Linked DNA regions of Homo sapiens: region 1 is linked to region 2. Evidence: read pairs that join two places in POLR2A ChIA-PET (ENCODE). Cell type or tissue: PC-9. All regions are shown on one strand. Each heading gives the region's core, and the rest is flanking DNA. Links, peaks and the distances in the headings are about the cores only.

Region 1 (4,402 bases), core at 313-4,312, 510 kb after region 2:
CTTGATTTGAACAAATCTACCATCAAAGAAAATTAGGAGACAATCTGGGAAATTTGAACACTGACAGAATATTTAAGGATATTAATGAGTTACTAATTTTTGGTATGATAATGGTATTTCATTATATTTGTAAAAGAAATATGAGGTCTTGGATTTGCTTCAAAATATTCTGGAGGTAGGAAAAGTGGGTGTGCGTATAGGTGAAACAAAATGGCCTTGAGTTAGTAATTGTTGAAACTAAGAGAAAAGTACATGGGACTTCATAACATTAGTTTCTGTACTTTTGAATATTTTGAATTTTTCCATAATAAAATGTGAGATACATAAATAAGTCCTGTGAAGCAGATTTGTTTCTCTAAAAATTACAAATTTTACCATGTGCAATTTTAGCCATCAGTTTTATTTGGTGTTATTTCTTTTTAAAAAATATTTATTTTATTAATTAGTTTATTTATTTTGAGACAGAGTCTCACTCTGTCGCCCAGACTGGAGCACAGTGGTGCAATCTTGGCTCACTGCAACCTCCACCTCCAGGGTTCAAGCGATTCTCCTGTCTCAGCCTCCCAAGTAGCTGGGATTACAGGCATGTACCACCACGCATGGCTAATTTTTGTATTTTTGGCAGAGACAGGATTTCGCCATGTTAGTCAGGCTGGTCTCAAATTCCTAACCTCAAGTGATCCACCTGGCTCGGTCTCCCAAAGTGCTGGGATTACAGGTATGAGCCACCACACCCAGCCTTATTTGGTGTTATTTCTATCAGTAATGTTTCTTACAAATTGGATAGAAAACTGATCATTTGTATTCATTTCTTAGCTATCCAGGAAAAACTTGTGAGAAATTTTGTTAGGATGTTTCAGCTGCAAGTAACAACAAACCTTAACTCAATTGGTTTCAACCATAGAGGAATGCACTACTTCCCATAACAAGAAGTTCTACATTGGGACCACACCACTCCAGGATTGATTCATTCAATGGCTCATAAATCTGCCATCCTCAGGACCCAGTGATGTCCAAGGACTGAAAAGGATTGTGTGTCTCTACTTATTAGCTTGAGAAACCTTGCCAGAGGTCCTTGGACGCTTTCTACCTATTTGCCCAAATTAGATATATCCCTGGCAAGGTGAATGAGTGCCTTAGATCAGTCCCAATTCCCTTCTGTAGGCCTGAAGCTAGAGAGACTTAGCAGGAAGATGGAACTTACCCAAAAGTAGAGCTCTGCCAGCATGGGAAAAAGGAAAAGTGCCTGCAACAGGAAAAACAACAAAGAGAGAGAGGTGGAGAGGAACACGCCAAAGAAAGAGAGAGAGCCCACACTATCCTAAGCTCCTGAATGCACTGTGACATCCAGGTGTCCTGGGGAAGACATAAACACATCATACAGCACCCACAGGAACTTCAAGAGACTGGAGTTAATAAAGAGATTAAAGAGATTAACAGGGGCTCAATTCTTTTTCTTTCTTTCTTTCTTTTTTTTAGGGGGGAGGGTGGGGGGTTGGGGGTCTGAGTCTCACTCTGTCGCCCAGGCTGGAGTGCAGTGGCACGATCTTGGCTCACTGCAACCTCCACCTCCCTGGTTCAAGTAATTCCCCTGCCTCAGCCTCCCGAGTAGCTGGGATTACAGGCGCATGCCACCAGGCCTGGCCAATTTTTTTGTATTTTTTTTTGGTAGAGACGGAGTTTCACCATGTTGGCCAGACTAGTCTCGAACTCCTGACCTCAGGCAATCAGCCCACCTCAGCCTTCCAAAGTACTGGGATTACAGGCGTGAGCCACTGCACCCAGCCCTCAATTCTTATATTCGAGTGCATGAACTTTTATGTTAGAGTCAGTAATAATCTGGCCTGATGAAGTACCTTTCCAAATAATTGGTATAAAATCTGTCCCAAGAGTATAGTCCATTCTCTTTACAATATTTGCTCATTGAACAATTGGAGAAATTGTTTCTATGTTTGATCTCAATCATAGCAAAGTAAGCAAGGATGGATCTCTATGGACAACCTGCTTTTATGCAAAGCAGCCTTCTTATGAAGAAATGGGGGCTGGGTGTGGTGGCTCATACCTGCAATCCCAGCACATTGGGAGGCCAAGGCAGGAGGATCACTTGAGTCCAGAAGTTTGAGACCAGCCTGGGCAACATAGGGAGACCTCGTCTCTAGAAAACATTTAAAAATTAGATGGGCATGGTGGCATGCACTTGTGGTCTCAGCTACTCAGGAGGCTGAGGGGGAGGAATGCTTGAGCCCAGGAGGTTGAGGCTGCAGTGAGCTGTGATCATGCCACTGCATTCCAGACTGGGAAACAGAGTGAGACTTTATTTCAAATAAATAAATAAATAAAAAAGAAATGGAATATTATTTGTCTGAAGTGATTGGAATTTAATTAAATTATTTTGTAGGTCACTTTTGAAGTTTTTTTTTCCATAAGGTCTTTAAAAACTTGAGGCAATTAAAGCAGGCAACCTTAAAGGCTGCCAAGAAGCCTCTTTAAAACAGGTTGAGCTGGTTTTTCTCTAGCTTTTTAAACTAAGCATGTTAAACCGTTAAAGCTAACCACAAAGATTGTTGCTAATTTATTACATGTTTTCAAGATGAAAAGAAATGTGGTCTCAGCCAGTTATCTGGGGATAATCCAAGTTTGCATCTAGCCTTGCTATGTATTTTTTTTCTTTGTACCTGTCTTTTGGTTACCATGACAACTGAGAGGTCATAGGGGAGAAAAGATGTTTTGACTGCTGGATTGAGGGCAGGAGGAAGATTTGGGAGGGTTTAGAAACATGAAGTGGCTGACTAGATTCAGGTCAGGGAACAATGAGAGCCAGGGGCTATGTGGATGTCTTTATGCTGAGCATTTCATGCTAGCTGTAGAGAAGACAGGCCTGATGCTAAGAAATAGATCACAATGCAGAGTACACGAGTAAGGCTGGAGAACCCAAAGGCCAGTGGGGCAGAAAAGTTTTGTGTAAACACAGTGTCCCCCACTCTCACCCACTACAGATTCTGTGCCGCTGTCCACAGAGTATGAGTGCTGGATCCAACCAGTCCATCAGCCAGGCATGGACTGGTGACCAACCCATATGTTCACCAGCCCCACTCCCTATTGTCAGGGTGTCTTGAGTAGAAGAACACAACCACTTCAACAGGTGGCCTTAATAGGTCCTGTCTGAAGGGCAGAAGCTAGCCGACTCCCCAGCTCATGGAGCAGCCAAGGGGTATTGGGATACACAGTCTCCTATGGTGACCCTGGGGATAGATACTGACAATTGGCAAGCCAAAACTAACTTAGAAAAGGGCTGTTGTTGCCCAAGTTGGAACTGGCCAAATTTGAAACATGCTAGTAGTGACTGGGCCTTACACAGGATGCCCTTCTAAGCAGTCTGTTGTGTCCAATTCTGCTCTGGGAACAGCCACATTCTGCCTTAGGATCCAGCTGCCAGCCATAAGCGGAATTTTAGAACTGATTCTGGTTTCTACCCAACACAGATGCAGAACTACTCCCTCATATTTTTTTTTACTTTTTGAATTTTAAAAAATATTTTCGTATTTTAAAAATATGTTTTTATGTGTTACTTTTTATCTGTTGTAATACTGACTTGAAGTAGGGATAGGGCAACGTACTTGTCCCCCCACATAAGAATTGGAAAATTTTACTGCTTAAAATGGATGATGACTCATTTGACCCTCAGGAACTGTTTCCTAATGAATCACTGACTTGAATTATGTCATTTATTTATTCTGTCTCTCCTTTTGTGTTAGTTCCCTGGCCTCATGTTGGTGAAAAGGGAGTTTGGTGATGTGTAACCTTTAAAAAGTGCATTTATTACACATTTCCCAGCACCATGTAATTTGAGCATTGTGATTCTGGCTTTTTATTATGTCTCTTTTGTGCTTAATTTCAGTTTTTTTTTATTCCTGAATGTTCTGCAATCTCTCTTTACTAAATGCTTGAATTACAAGTATACGCAAAAAAAGCTGGCTTTTATGACTTGCTAAGACAAGGATGTTGTGTTCCGGATTTATAATTATAGCACTGGGGGAAAATATTTTATTTCAAAAAGACTAAATTAGTTCTACTTCAAAAGAGTTTCAGTTAATTAAATGTAGGATGGTGAAAAGCCTAAAGGGTAGTCCTTGGATCCTATAGTACTTTTATTTAACTATTAATTAGATATATTTTCTTGTGCTCATGGCCTTACCTATTAATACTTAGTTTTTAAATAGTCAAACAAAAATGGATGTGCATGTTGGGCTGCCTTTATCGTGTTTCATTGTTTCCTTTAGCTACATTATAGGCTATTTAAAGTAATTTCATATTTGCTGACACAGTATTGATCATTCACATTTATGGCACAGTTCATACACAAATATTTTGCATCTTGGAGTAGCAACCTGGTCATCTGTTC
Region 2 (4,402 bases), core at 308-4,307:
TTGCTACTTTGATAGCTTCTTTCTAAAGTCATTCTTCATAGGTTCCCACTTCTCTAGGCTCCTCTTTTCTTTATTCTTGTCGTGTAAGTGTTAAGAGACCCACACTAGATGCTGTTACATTATGAGTGACATTTTATTTACTAAAGAGAGGGTGATAATTTTCCACTCTGCTTTTATAGAAAAGGAAAACTATCTAGATTGCAGCTCTTTGGTGAGTATTACTTGAAATTTATACACAATTAATAATATAGTCAGCTTTCTAGCCACAGCTATAGCATCCCTGCCTTGAATACATACTTTTCAGAATTTTTTTTTTCCAAAAGCATGTATCACTTCCGTGGAACTCAGTAGCATTTTGAAATAGTGGTTGGAACTTCCAGTAGAGACATAAGGAGATCTTTGATTGCTTAATAAGAGCTGAAAGACCTTCCTTATGGTGATTCCTTAGGATTCTTAAAAGCTCTAAGATACTTTCTAATTAGATTTTTGCTGAATGTATTATGGAGTTGAAATAGAAATGTAGATTTTCCAAACTCAAAATACTTTAGTGACCAATTGCAAAATAAGAAACAAGATGGCAGCAAACCATATGGGCTTGATAGATCTGTTTTTGAAAGGAAGACTGAAAAATCTTTTCTCTAGTGGCCTATATCCAGTGGGTATATAGCTGTGAGAATTACATTTACCTAACAACCGTTGCCAGCTGTATAAATTGAATTTCGTTTAGTTTTGTTTGTTTGTTTGTTTTTTTGAGATTCCCTCTGTTACCCAGGCTGGAGTGTAGTGGTGCAATCTCCGCTCACTTCAACCTCTGCCTCTCGGGTTCAAGTGATTCTTGTGCCTCAGCCTCCCAAGTAGCTGGGATTACAGGCACCTGCCACCACACCTGGCTAATTTTTGTATTTTAGTAGAGACGGGTTTCGCTACGTTGGCCAGGCTGGTCTTGAACTCCTGGCCTCGAGTGATCTGCCCGCCTCAGACTCCCAAAGTGCTGGGATTACAGTTGTGAGGCACTGTACCTGGCCTGGATTTAGTTTTTATTTTAAATTGGATCTATTTGAAAAGTTACACTATAGTGATTAGGTCCCACCTGAGTTGCTTTTAATGATATTTTCTCACACAGACCCTAAATTGGCTACTTTTTAAAGCTGTGGCATTTTCTTAAACTCATCTTTTTCTAAACAAAGTGAAATTTCCAGTAAGACTTGAGAGACATGTGGTTAATCACATTGGATTGGCACTTGTACGTTACGCTGAGTTGCTGTAGAGTTTTTGTCAAGGTTTGTGTATCTGAAGTCATTTCATTTTAAGAGGAAAGAAAGTATGCTAAAGACCACTAATTAGCTATGTGACTTTTGGTCAGTTACTCTTAATTTATTGGGCACCTATACTAAGCATCGTTAAATGGGTTTTAATGAAACAAATACTAGCCCTGCCTGGATCACCATAGGGTTGCACTACCTCTCTACTCCATACAACTCTGTGTTTTTACACCTGTACCATTGTATTGTATGTCTTTTTTTTTCCAGATATATTCTGTTTGTGTATTTTTTCTCTTTTTTTTTTTCCATTGTAAGTCTTTATGTCTATAATCAACTCTATTTTTTTATGCTGTGTATTCCTGAGGCTAGGGACCATAGCAAATATTCAGATTATAGATAATAAAGGGCTTCAAAAACTATAAAATCGATAGGCATTTTGGACATTATAACACTCGATCTTAATTCCATCATCTTTTTTGGCAGGCAGTTCCCTGTTGAGGTATGGTATGAGGGCTGGGTAGATAAGAATGTTCAGCCACCTACTGGACTCCCCTGACACTACCCTGGCAAAAGTGGAGCACTGACTCATACCGCCTCACACTGCAGACAGGGGAGGTGGAAGTTCAGCTTCCCCCTTGGTCCTGTGTCATCTTCTTGGTGAAAGTAGGACACAGTTGCACCACCTGACTTGCATCACCTCATTGCCTTCTAGTGGCGTTATAAGCTTGGTTCCCTGCTGACTGACACCTGGGAAGGGGTGGTGGGCACCTCAGGGCACCTCTTTGTGCCTGTCACTGCCAGGTGGGGATGGAAACTGAGCTCACTGCTAGATCCTGTGACAGTACCCTACTTAACCTGGTCAACCCCACTGGGTAGGGGAATGGGAGTGCTGCTGCCGGCTTCCATGGGAGCGGGGTAGATGATCACCTCCTGTTCAGCCCCACTGAAACCATGGGGGAGGGGAAGTAACAGTTTTTCTGTTGATGTCTACTGGTATAGGGTGGATGTTGCCAAGATTTCTATTTTGTGAGCTACTTCTTTCTCAGTCTTTGGGCTAGGGGCAACAGACTTTACTGGGAGTTTTGTTTTGTTTTGTTTTTTAACTCTGTTCCTGTTAGCAGTTTTGTGTTGGAGGCTTCTGCAGTGTCCTGTCCAGGACATGTGGGAGGCAATAAGGAAATCCAGGAACTCATTGCTGTGTTGTTTTTTAAGTCCTGAGGTCCTTAAGTGGTCCACCACCTTCTTTCCATCATTCCAAGTCTTACTATGCTTGTGGTGTCAATGACTTTTCAGTTGTAAACAGAAGGACCTAGGAGCAATGGGACTACTCTTTCTTGGCCAAAACCAGAAGTCATGTCCTTTTTTCAAATGGGGAGGCTAACCCTTTTAATCAATTATCAGTGAAAGCAGCAGCAGCATATATGTAAATAAATATATATATATGTGTGTATATATATGTGTATATATATGTATATATGTGTATATATGTGTATATATGTATATATATGTGTGTATATATGTATATATATGTGTATATATGTATATATATGTGTATATATGTGTATATATGTGTGTATATATATATGTATATATATGTGTGTATATATATATGTGTATATATATGTGTGTATATATATATATGGGTCTTGCTCCACTGCCCAGGCTGGAGTGCAGTGGAGCAATCATGGCTTACTGTAGCCTTGAACTCCAGGGCTCAAGCAATCCTCCCACCTCAGCCTCCTGAGTAGCTGGGATTACAGGCACGAGCCACCATACCTAAATTAAATTTTTTGTACAGACAGAGTCATGCTGTGTCACCCAGGCTGGTCTTAAACTCCTGCGCTCAAGAGATTCTCCTGCCTCAGCCTCCCAAAGTGCTGGAATTACAGGTGTGTACCACTGCACCTGGCCAAGGCAGTGATTTTCAAACTGAATTAGCTTAGGTGTCAACTTTTTTTTCCTCCAAAGTTCTTGTTAAGGTGTCTACTTAATTTTTATTTTTTATTTATTTATTTATTTTTTGAGACGGAGTCTCCTCTGTTGAAGGCTGGAGTGCAGTGGCGTGATCTCGGGTCACTGCAACCTACGCCTCCCAGGTTCGAGCGATTCTCCTGCCTCAGCCTCCTGTTTAGCTGGGATTACAGGCATGTGTCACCACGCCTGGCTATTTTGTATTTTTAGTAAAGACAGGGTTTCATCATGTTAGCTAGGCTGGTCTTGAACTGCTGAGCTCAGGCAATCCACCTGCCTCGGCCTCCCAAAGTGCTGGGATTACAGGTGTGAGCCACCACGCCCGACCTCTTAATTTTTCTTTTTAAAAAAGAGTTTTGAAGACAAAATAAAAAACTTGAACATGATTTCTCTAGCACACTCCACTAAAAATTAAATCCAGTACTTGTTTTTCCATGCCTGTCTTTCACAGCTAGACTTTGATTCATTGGGAAGCTGGGACTCTATTTCTGTTTTTCTAGCACTTGAACATGGCCAGCATGTGGTACCTGTTCAGAACATGTTTGTGAAGGGATGGAGTCATTTATGCAGCTCCATCTTCTCTGCCCTTGTAGTTCCTTTACTCCATCCTCCATCTTAGGGAGTTTTTTTCTCTTGCTAGGTATCCTGGATACAGCCATCGTTGATCGGGGGAGGAATGTGGTGTCTGCTTCTCGAGATGGGACAGCACGACTTTGGGATTGTGGGCGCTCAGCCTGCTTGGGAGTCCTTGCAGATTGTGGTTCTTCTATCAATGGAGTGGCGGTGGGTGCTGCTGACAACTCCATAAACCTTGGCTCCCCTGAGCAGATGCCCAGTAAGTTGATAATGATATGTAGCATTGTTTTATTTTCTTAGGCCCCCTTCAGTGATTGCCTTAGTTTCTCCTTTTCTTCCTCATCCTTTTCTGCTCTGTGCCTGGTATTTCTGTTTTCACCATACGATTAATATTTACTCTGTACCTACTATGTTTCTATTACTTTGGAATCTACAAAGGAAGTATATGTCATAGCACTGCGTTTCAGTAAGTACAATCTAATGTAGAAGATGAGATAAATGCCTATAAAGCAGGGGTGTCCGATCTTTTGGCTTCCCTGGGCCACATTGGAAGACTTGTCTTGGGCCACACATAAAATACACAACATTGATGA

What was found. Peaks named below come from ENCODE experiments on the same cell type or tissue, not always from the same donor. Only the 100,000 strongest peaks of a DNase experiment are listed, where the experiment ranks them.
Region 1: POLR2A ChIA-PET joins it to region 2 with 5 read pairs; 1 of 35 experiments calls an interaction of 5 or more read pairs at or near these places.

What each region holds. Positions count from the first base shown.
Region 1 is chr11:74,414,943-74,419,344 of GRCh38, forward strand. No RefSeq gene overlaps it. Among named protein-coding and RNA genes, the nearest start is that of MIR548AL, 18 kb to the left of the region's middle. In PC-9, for the core only: no CTCF peak of the experiment used is centred there; DNase peaks (open chromatin) are centred at 2,539 and 3,709; H3K27ac peaks cover 1,680 bases.
Region 2 is chr11:73,905,526-73,909,927 of GRCh38, forward strand. PAAF1 (proteasomal ATPase associated factor 1) reads left to right here. Exons shown (of 12, transcript NM_025155.3): 7 at 3,874-4,068. Among named protein-coding and RNA genes, the nearest start is that of PAAF1, 31 kb to the left of the region's middle. RefSeq lists an enhancer at 1,818-1,957. In PC-9, for the core only: a CTCF peak has its summit at 1,779 (motif pointing left); a DNase peak (open chromatin) is centred at 1,886; H3K27ac peaks cover 391 bases.